2 separate regions of the Homo sapiens genome follow, and region 1 is linked to region 2. The links are chromatin loops, found by intact Hi-C in ENCODE. Cell type or tissue: mammary epithelial cell. All regions are shown on one strand. Links, peaks and the distances in the headings refer to the core of each region. The heading gives the core; the rest is flanking DNA. Region 1 has its middle 11 kb from the start of SPINK14. Region 2 holds the start of SPINK7 (serine peptidase inhibitor Kazal type 7).

Region 1 (5,395 bases), core at 327-5,326, 130 kb before region 2:
GGTAGTTTCTTCACACACGAGCACCAATTGTTAATCTTCTGATCCCTTTATCCAGCTCTCCTGTGCAGTAGTCCTGCAGACACCAGCCAGTTTAGTCTCTATTTCCTTTCAGCTCTGTATCCTCAACTCGTAATTGCTTCATTGAGATTCCTCTTTCCTATTCCTAGAATCTCTTACAATGCAAAAACCAAGGTCAACTACAGACTTTAATTTATTTATTTTCCATCTATCAGGAATCTGTCCTTCAGTGCCTCGTGTCCTAGTGTCATGTTTACATATTTGTCTGACTATTTTTGTTGTTTCAGGTAGGAGAATATATCTTATCTGGTTTTCCTTGCATCCTATTGTTTGAAAGTAGAAGTTGACTTTATCTTTTATCGTGCCATTGTACTTACGTTTTATACTTCTTTTTCCTATGATACCTCCTAAAGTCTACACTAGAATACGTTGTCATTATTCTACTTTTTGTAAGAATTCCAATGGACAAGATTTGTGCTCTATAATACTACAAATCTTTTTAGTAGATAAGAAAGCACTGACTTAAACTGTCAATGGGTAACAGTAAAAAGATCAGTAAAAATAATTTTTTTTCTGTCATTTGATAGTAGGCATTCCCAAAGATGTAAAGGAGATCAGCATGCATCTAAATGCAAGATGGCCTCCTTCCAGTGCAACCCCTAAGGATAATTTTCACAGGTCTCTTATGACTGCTAACATGAAAGGAACTTCCCCCTTTTGCGGTCCCAGCTCTGATAGTCACTGCCTGTGTTCTCATTCTTTCTCTCTCTCTCTCCCTCTGCCTTTGGCAGGTGATTTCAAATTCCTCCCTCTGATTCCCTGTATATTTTATGCTTTGGTAATTGATTAGCCCCAGGTTTTAGCTATTGCCATCTTCCACCCACCCTGCTTCCTCTGCATGACAAACCCACTCACATCTGTATTACTCTGTTGCCTATATACGTATAACTCACTTACCCACATCATGAGACTGTGCCCATATTCTTAGCATCAGACACTGGACATCTTTATATATACACATATATATATATATATACACACACACACACACACACATATATATATACACATATATATTCCATTTAATGACTTTGGACATGCGCATACAACCTTGAAACCATCGTCACAATCAAGGCAGTAGACATATCTGTCACCTCTAAAAATTTTCCTGTGACTCTTTGTTTTTGTTAATGCTGCTGTTGTTGTTGTTGTTGTAAGAAAAATTAATGAGATCTACCCTCAATAAATTTTGAAGTGCACAACACCGTATTGTTAACTATGGGCACTATGTTGTATAGTAGATCTTCAGAACTTATTCTTACATAATCAAAATTTTAAAACCATGAACAACAACTCCCCATTTCTCCCTCCCCCCAGTCCCTGGAAACTATTATTTTATTCTCTGCTTCCATGAATTTGACTATTTTATTTTTATTTTATTTTATTTGTTTTACTTTAAGTTCTGGGATACACATGCAGAATGTGCAGGTTTGTTACATAGGCATACATGTGTCATGGTGGTTTGCTGCACCTATCAACCCATCATCTAGATTTTAAGACCTGCATGCATTAGGTGTTTGTCCTAATGCTCTCCCTCCCCTTGCCTCTCATCCCACAACCACCCCAGTGTGTGTTGTTCCTCTCCCCATGTCCATATGTTCTCATTGTTCAACTCCCACTTATGAGTGAGAACATACGGTGCTTGACTTTCTGTTTCTGTGTTAGTTTGCTGAAGATGATGGCTTCCAGCTTCATCCACTTCCCTTCAAATGGCATGATCGAATTCATTTTTATGGCTGCATAGTATTCCATGGTATATGTACCACATTTTCTTTATCCAGTCTATCACTGATGGGCATTTGGGTTCGTTCCATGACTTTGCTATTGTAAATAGTGCTGCAGTAAACATACATGTGCATGTGTCTTTATAGTAGAATGATTTATAGTCCTTTGGGTGTATACCCAGTAATGGGATTGCTGGGTCAAAGGGTATTTCTGGTTCTAGATCCTTGAGGAATCACCATACCATCTTTCACAATGGTTGAACTAATTTACATTCCCACCAACATTGTAAGAGTTTCTATTTCTCCACTGCTTCACCAGCATCTATTGTTTCTTGACTTTTTAATAATCACCATTCTGACTGGCATGAGATGGTGTTTCCTTGTGGTTTAGAATTGCATTTCTCTAATGATCAGTGCTTATGAGCATTTTTCATGTTTGTTGGCCTCATAAATATCTTCTTTGTGAAGCAGACACTGGACATCTTAATTTCACTGGCTCTTGTGGAATCTTGAAAGTCAATCTATCTAATATGGATCCTATGCTTTTCTAAATTTGCTTTACACATGTTTTGATGTAATGAAAATTAATGCTATCACTCTCTCTAAGCCCTTTTTCACTCAAACTCAATTTTAATATACTATAAATATATATTCCTTATATCAGCTTACATATTGATCAAACTCATGAACATTTATTTAATTCAAGTCATCTTGTTTTAATGTTATTTTACTATTCATCTTAACTGTTATCTCAGGTTCCATTCTATTCTTCTGACCATAATTTTCCATTTAAATATTATCTGTTAAAAATCACTATCCTTGGTTAATTATAATAGAAACAAACATCTTAGTATGACATACAAGACACTTTATTTCATCTGTGAAAGACACTCTCGAAGCCCAAGTTGAACTATAATGAACTCTTGTAGGACTTGTAGCAAACCCTATTTGCCCATAAGGTGGCAGTAAAGCATTGCTCTTTAGACCAACAACTTTGACAATACTTTTGGCCAACTTGTCATATAACAATATGATTTTGGGGAAATTGCTAGATCTCTATGAGCTGCAGATTTCTTATCATCTAACATGGTAATATCCTTCTCCCCAGGAAGATGAAAGCTCCTAACATACTCAGCCTTGACGTTTATTCAGGTGTCACATTGGATGAGAGTATTGGGAAATGTTTCTAACTAATGGAATATTTGTAACTAACGAATGGACTAAATATTACTCTTCTAATCCTATGGAGTTTTTTTCTTTCTGATTAGCTTATTTTTACCCTGAGAAAGTTAATTCAGAGAGACAGACTTGTGTAAACTGTTTTCCATGTATTTTCCAAGCAAAAATTTGGAATGAGTTAGATATGGGCCCTATGTAGGCTTCCAGAAAGTCATTGTTATTTAAAATAACAATGAAAACAACATGACAAATCTAAGCCACAGTTAATTTTCTTTAATATAAAATTCATTGATTTATTTTTATTATTATTTTCAACAAATCATAATTGTGTACACTTACGGGGTGTAATGTGATGTTTTGTTATATGTATACAAAGTGGAATGATTAAATCCATCTAATTCACATATCCATCACTTCACTTATTTTTTGTGGTGTGACATTGCAAATTTACTTTCTTAGCTATTTTTAAATAGGCAACATGTTTTTATTAACTATAGTCATCCTTCTGTGCAGTAGATTTTATAAGCCTATTATTTTGTGTAACTGAAACTTCGTACAATTTGATAAACACCTCCTCATTCCTTCCTCCCCACCCCCACTTCTAGCTTCTGGTAACCAGCATACCATTCTCTACTTCTACTTCTATGAACTTGATCTCTTTTAACATTCTGCATTTAAGTGTGAGTATGTGGTGAAAGTGGGCATCTCTGTCCTATTCCATATCTCAGAGGAGAAGCTTTCAGCTTTTCACCATTAAGTATGATGTTAGCTGTGGGCTTGGCATATATGCCATAACTGTGTTTAGGTACATTTCTTCTATGCTAACTGTATTTAGGTACAGTTTTTTTCTTTGCCTGGCTTATTTCACTTTACATAATGTTCTCCAATTCTGTACATATTGCTGCAAATGACAGAGTTTCTTTCTTTTTAAAAGATGAATAGTATTCCATTGTATATCACACTTGGAAATATATCACATTTTCTTCATCCATTCATTTGTTGATGGACATATAGATTGTTTACATATTTTTTCTATTGCAGACAATGCTGTAATGAATACAGCATGCAGATACCTCTTCCACGTGTTGACTTGAATTCCTTTGGGTATATACCCAGAGTGGGATTGCTGGATCATATAGTAGTTCCATTTTTAGTTTTTTGAGGAACCTCCATCCTGTTTTCCATAATGACTGTACTAATTTACATTCCCAATAAGAGTGTACAAAGGTTCTGTTTTCTTCACTTCCTTGCCAGCACTTCTTATCTTTCATTGTTATAATAGCCATTCTAACAGGTGTGAAGTCATATCTTATTCTGGTTTTAATTTGCATTTCCCTAATTATTAGTGATGTAGAGCATTTAAAAATAAACATGTTTGCAATTTGTATGCCTTCTTTTGAGAAATGTCTGTTCAGGTCCTTTGCCAATTTTTAATTAGATTATTTGTTTTCTTGCTATTTAGTTGCTTGAATTCCTTATGTATTTTGGAATACTAAACCTTTGTTAGATGCATGGTTTGTGAATATTTTTTTTCCCCACTCTGTGGGTTGTCTCTTTACTCTATTTTTTCCTTGGCTGTGCAGAAATTTTCAGATTTGATGCAATCTCGTTTGTATTAATACTTTTGCTTTTGTTGCCTTTGTTTAGAGTTCAGATAAAAAAAATCATTGCTCATACCAATGTTATAAAGCTCTTCCCCTGTTTCCTTCTAGTTTTACGGTTTCAAGACTTACATATAAATCTTTAATTCATTTTGAGTTCATTTTTATATATAGTATGAGATAAGAAACCAATTTTATTTTTCATCAGGCAAATATTCCATTTTCCCAGCACCATTTATTGAAGAGACTCTCCTTTTCCTTTCTCCATTGTATGTTTTTAAATTTTATTTCAAAAATCAATTAGATAAAAATGTGTGGGTTTATTTTTGATCTGTCTATTCTGTTCCATTGGTTGATGTATCTGTTTTTATGCCAGTTCCATGCTGTCTTTATAGCATGGTGCTGGCATAAAATAGCTTTATAATATATCTTGAAGTCAGGTAGTATGATGCCTCCAGCTTCATTCTTTTTGCTCAGTATACTTTGGCTTTTCACGGTCTTTTGTGGCTCCATACGAGTTTAAGAGTTGTTTTCTCTGTTTCTATATAAAAAGACTGGAATTTTTATATTGAATGTTTAGATCATTCTGGGTTGTATAAACATTTTCACAATATTAATTCTTCCAATCCATGAACACAGATATTTCTCTATTTTTTCTTCAATTTGTTTCGTCACTGTTTTATAGTTTTTTTGTATATAAATCTTTCACCTCCTTGATTAAATTTACACCTAAGTGTTTTCTTTTTTGGTTGCTATTGTGGATGGGATTAAAAAATTTTTTTGGATAGTTCATTATTCGTTTATAAATACTAA
Region 2 (5,395 bases), core at 165-5,164:
GGAAACCCCTTATAAAACCATCAGATCTTGTGAGACTTATTCACTTCCATGAGAACAGTATGGGGGAAACTGCCTCCATGATTCAATTATCTCCCACCAGGTCCCTCCCACAACATATGGGAATTATGGGAGCTACAATTCAAGATGGGATTTGGGTGGAGACACAGCTAAACCACATCAGATTGATTGCACTCACTCCATACATAACAAAGCATGTGATGGCCACGAGACCATGAGGGGAAGTGACAGCAGTATTGCTCTGGGCTGGAAGTTTTAATTGCTAAAATGAGAACTCCTTGAGAACGAACTCAACTTCACTTCACCTTGACTACAGTGTTCCAAATAGTGATGACTCTGCCCACTTGGCATCCACAGTGAAGGCAATGTAGCATGAACAGCTGACTACCATACAAGTGTAGCTTGAGTAAGAAACAAAGTTTTGTTTTAATTCACAGAAATCTTGTGGTTACATGTTATCACGACATAACCAAGCCTTTTGGATTGATAAAGGCTCACAGCATATAACGACTTATCCAAGATTATACAGGTAGAAAATATCAGAAGTATTATGTTAGTGCTTTTCTCCATACCTCATAAATGCTAATGTCAGTGTTCCTTCCATTAGGTCCCAGTTTGCTTCATTGGTTCATTGCCTCAAAAATAAACAATATTTCCCCAGGTGCCAAGATATAAACGTAGGTGTAATCAGTCTAATCGGGGTTTAATAGATTCCAGTTTCGTAAAATAAAGGAGGTTTGAGATTTTCACTTATTTCATAACTAAGTCAAGAAGCTCATACTTAGTCTCTTCTAGTTCATGAAGTTTAGAATTCTTAACAGTCCCACCTTTGGGGAAGATAGAAAATACTTCTTACCTCAAATAATCAAATCATTGGTCAGATAAGAAGTGGCAGTTCAGTAACAAGGACTGTAACACAGCCCAGGGTGTGGCACCGTGCTTTGAGATCCTCTGGATGACCTCACAGGAAAGGCGGAGAAACCAAGCCTTGCATATATATAAACATGACCCCTTACCTGGGATATGGTCGATGCAGCTGTAGTGACAATCTCAGAGCAGCTTCTACACCACAGCCATTTCCAGCATGAAGATCACTGGGGGTCTCCTTCTGCTCTGTACAGTGGTCTATTTCTGTAGCAGCTCAGGTAAGTTAAGGTCAGACAGTGCCCTATATAGCCATTAAGATTGTTTTCATAAATAATCCCTCCTGCGATGTGAGCATCTCAGAAACATCTGGTTGTAAGAATTTAAAGTGTACTGGTTTGTAATAGGATCTTATGTTCCATCTGGAGTTTGAGAGACTTGAGTCCAATGTCTTCACTTTCAAGGATTCTTATTTGCATCCATAGAACAAAAAATGATCTAATTTCTCTGTAAGTCTTCCATTTCTATGTTCATATGGACACTGGAAGTTGTCAGTGTTATTAGATATACCATTTCTTAGTGCAAAGATACAGAAAAACTTGGATGTCTTCCCAAATCAGTTTGGGGGGATTAAAATAAAACACAAGTCTCAAAAAGCCAAGGGTCAACAATTAGACTTTTATACTGTGAAAAATTAATTAAAGTGTTTCCAACCACATAAAGACATTCAATTGCATTTCTTTATGTCAATTGGGAAGGAAAGGATATCAGAGATGATCCTTCAGGCTCTTAGGAGTGATGATTTTAATACTTCTTATTGCTACTTGACTTTGGCCATTATCAAAAACACTATGAGGTTCAGAAAACATTCCATGATCAATAAATAGAGGAAATTTTTATAATTCTCTTACCTAAACCAAGGGTTAACCTAACCCATTGGCCATTCAACTTCCTCAGCAAACAACTAGGATTTTGCATAAGGATGGAGAGTGTGCTGAATCTCATTGCTAAAGGAAATGTAGAGTAATTATATAGGATGAAACTTATATTAATTAATGAGATTTAAAGTTTGCTTTACTTTTAACATCTTCATCTGTATCTCTTTTTCAGAAGCTGCTAGTCTGTCTCCAAAAAAAGTAAGTATGTTGAATAACATTTTAATGTCAATAACTATTGACTGTCATTTAGTCAACATATATGTAGGATAAATTATGTTTAGGGGGATTCGAGAGGGAGGCAAACACACATGGAGAAATGGTACCTGTTCTCCAGAAGGCAACTAAACAAATATGACATACATATAAACAACCATATTTTAAAAATGTTTTTTAAAAATGCCAGAGTTAAAGAAGGGAGAACCGCCTTCCAGCTGAGAAGTTGGTGATGTTTTCATAAAAGGCATAACGTGTAAAAGGCAGAGCAAAAGTACCCTGATAAATTGCACAGGCTCTAGATTCAAATCCTAACTCTACTACTTACCAGCATTTATCTTCAACAAGTTATCTCTATTTCTAAGCTTTAATTTTCACATTTGTAAAGAGAGGTAATAGTAGAATTTACTCTAGTTGTTCTGAAGATTAAACAAGAAAATTCATGCAAGATTTAAGTTTAACGCCTAGCCCAGAAATGCCCAGCAATTGTTAACTGAGTGTAGCAGAAAAAAATAGAATACCAGTAGTGCTAGTATTTGTCATAGTGATAACACTAGTACTTAAAGAAGTGGCCAAGCAACATCTGAATATCTGAGCTGGGACTTCCAGCCCTTGTAGTATATCTAATAGTGGCCTAGCTTGGGGTCTGGGAGAAAAACAGGACATTTGCTTGTATATGACACAGGTGGACTGCAGCATTTACAAGAAGTATCCAGTGGTGGCCATCCCCTGCCCCATCACATACCTACCAGTTTGTGGTTCTGACTACATCACCTATGGGAATGAATGTCACTTGTGTACCGAGAGCTTGTGAGTACCTCATAAGAAGAAAATGAGATCTGGAGTCAGTGCTCTCTACTACAAACGCTTCTACTTTCCAGGATCCAGCTTAAATCTCTATAAGCTGTAATTTATAATTATTCCCACCCAGAACAGCAGGTGGGGATAGAAAACTGACTGTTGCACAATCAGACAGGGTAGAGTCACCTGCTCTGCCAGCTTGGACTAGTCCCATCCCATCACAGAACCTCCAGTTCCTGTCTGTCAATTGTGAGAATCCAGTAAGGCTGTGGATTCTCAAACTGCTGTCCCCAGAGCACAGAGGTTCTATAGAGGCAAGTCAGGAGTCACCATTAGGGTTAAAGGGACTATTTGGGGTAGTTGACAACATAAAGTTCAGCTTTGACTATTTTAAGTAGTGGAGTGCCATACAATATCATGCTTGAAGAAAGGGCCCTGAATCCCCACCCCCCATAAAATAATTGAAAACTACTACACTACCTGACTTAGATTCTAAGATAATTAACATCCTCACTGCAGCTTGATTCTTAGACAAAGTGTCCCTAGAGGTTCTTTATCTTCGAATTTCTAGAGGCTCTAAGTATCTGTAGCTTTAAGGGGGGAATAAGGCTACAAAAATGATTACTTTTCCTTTATCTAAAATAAGGGATGCAAGCTGTCAGTATTTGGACCAGAATACCACGGACATGTTTTGTTTAGGTATTTTCTTTGGCCCACAAAATGTTTTTGCAGAAATGTAGCTAGGCAGATGTCACTTCTTTGGTACAAGACATGCAAATTACACTTAACTGTCTCATAGCAAGTCTGCTGTGATCATCGTTAACTCTTTTAGGCCACTGGATTTTGGACACTTAGATCTTGCGTTTTCATCTTTGTGATTATCTTAACAAGTGAGAACAACAAGCCCTTAGCCCAAAAGGACATGTCTATGTATTTATTCCTATTTGGGAGGTTTTATTTCACAAAAGGGAAAATTCTGTAACATAGGCAGACTGGGAAACTAGCCCTTGGCCAGGAAACTAGCTGTTTTCAAGGGACACTGGAGAGAAACATGATGAAAGTCCTCCTCACTAATGCAGGATCCAGCTTCGTCAAAGGACTTGCTGACCAGGAAAAGCTGAGAGACAGGCCCTCTCAATTTTGTCAGAGTACTCTTTCTTTGTTGTGTTAAGACACTGGGTGGTCAGTGGGGCTCTGGAATCAGAGGAGGCAGCAGAGGGGTGGAATTATCACTGGACTAGGGAAATTCTGCTTCTTCCTCTGTCAGAATGTGCTTTGGCAAGGTCATTCATTTTCTGAGACTCAGTTTCCTTATCTGTAAAATGAGGTGCTGCCTCATAATCTCTATAGTTCCTTTCAGCTCTAACATTACATAAAATTTCCTCTTGTGCTAATGAATCTTGTGAACTGTGTCTTCCCTTAGGAAAAGTAATGGAAGAGTTCAGTTTCTTCACGATGGAAGTTGCTAAATTCTCCATGGACATAGAGAGAAAGGAATGATATTCTCATCATCATCTTCATCATCCCAGGCTCTGACTGAGTTTCTTTCAGTTTTACTGATGTTCTGGGTGGGGGACAGAGCCAGATTCAGAGTAATCTTGACTGAATGGAGAAAGTTTCTGTGCTACCCCTACAAACCCATGCCTCACTGACAGACCAGCATTTTTTTTTTAACACGTCAATAAAAAAATAATCTCCCAGAAAGTTTATCTTTGCTTCTGTTTGTGTTTGTTTCTTAGATCGGGGTATAAAATAACACAATTATAAAAGAAAATTGAAAAACACACAAGTCTTGATGTTTAGGAAATACTTTTATACAAAGAATCCCAATCAGCTTCCAAGAAACACATGCACACCACACACACAAACACACACACACGATACATAGACATACACACACACACAAATGCCAGTGAACACCACACCTTCTCCTGGAGTCTTTATCCACTAGCGACAAGTCTATGTACTATACTGTTGCTTTACATTGGTCTCTTTTTTTAAAAGACCCTTAAAAGAGAACCTCTCTTGTTCCAAGAAGTCATTTCTGGAAGGGAAGTTTTTCTTCCTATTCCTTTCCAGAAACATACCACAATTTCTCATAGGCCAGCTCTTCTAGAGTGCTGATGGGAAAGCCACTGCTTCAACAGGAAGCATGTCCATTGTTGTAGAGATCTGATTGTTGAGATGTTCTACTTGTCTAGAATTGAAGACTACATTCATGAGGCTATCAACCATCAGCGCCAGTGAGACTATATAACAAAGAAGTTCACCCTTTTTGCCAATTAACAGAATTTTCATTATTTAAAAATGAATATTCTGTCTCCATTGAAATTTATTTTCTCCAGGATAAAAATCTCTGGTTAATTCAACCCTTTTTTCTCAAGTGTTATTTCCCTTATAATATTTCTATCCTGGACCATACTCCTTGGATCTGTTACAATTAGGCATTGTCCATCTTAAAATATGTTAGTATGTTGTCCAAAAATAGACTAATCACCAAAATTTTTTTTTTCCGACAGATACAGAGAAATTAAAACTACCACCTCTCTACTAAACCTTCC

Evidence for each region. Hi-C counts contacts between places; a loop is a spot of excess contacts. Peaks named below come from ENCODE experiments on the same cell type or tissue, not always from the same donor. Only the 100,000 strongest peaks of a DNase experiment are listed, where the experiment ranks them.
Region 1: it touches region 2 in a loop (5-fold over the local background); 5 of 110 quality-filtered maps call a loop at or near these places.

The regions. Positions count from the first base shown.
Region 1 is chr5:148,176,667-148,182,061 of GRCh38, forward strand. No RefSeq gene overlaps it. Among named protein-coding and RNA genes, the nearest start is that of SPINK14, 11 kb to the left of the region's middle. In mammary epithelial cell, for the core only: a CTCF peak has its summit at 2,758 (motif pointing right); a DNase peak (open chromatin) is centred at 2,765.
Region 2 is chr5:148,311,382-148,316,776 of GRCh38, forward strand. SPINK7 (serine peptidase inhibitor Kazal type 7) reads left to right here and starts at 1,042. Exons shown (of 4, transcript NM_032566.3): 1 at 1,042-1,163; 2 at 1,993-2,018; 3 at 2,719-2,843; 4 at 4,258-4,538. The coding sequence starts at 1,103. The coding sequence ends at 4,303. All of the region lies in intron 2 of FBXO38-DT (FBXO38 divergent transcript), which reads right to left. In mammary epithelial cell, for the core only: a CTCF peak has its summit at 2,973; no DNase peak of the experiment used is centred there.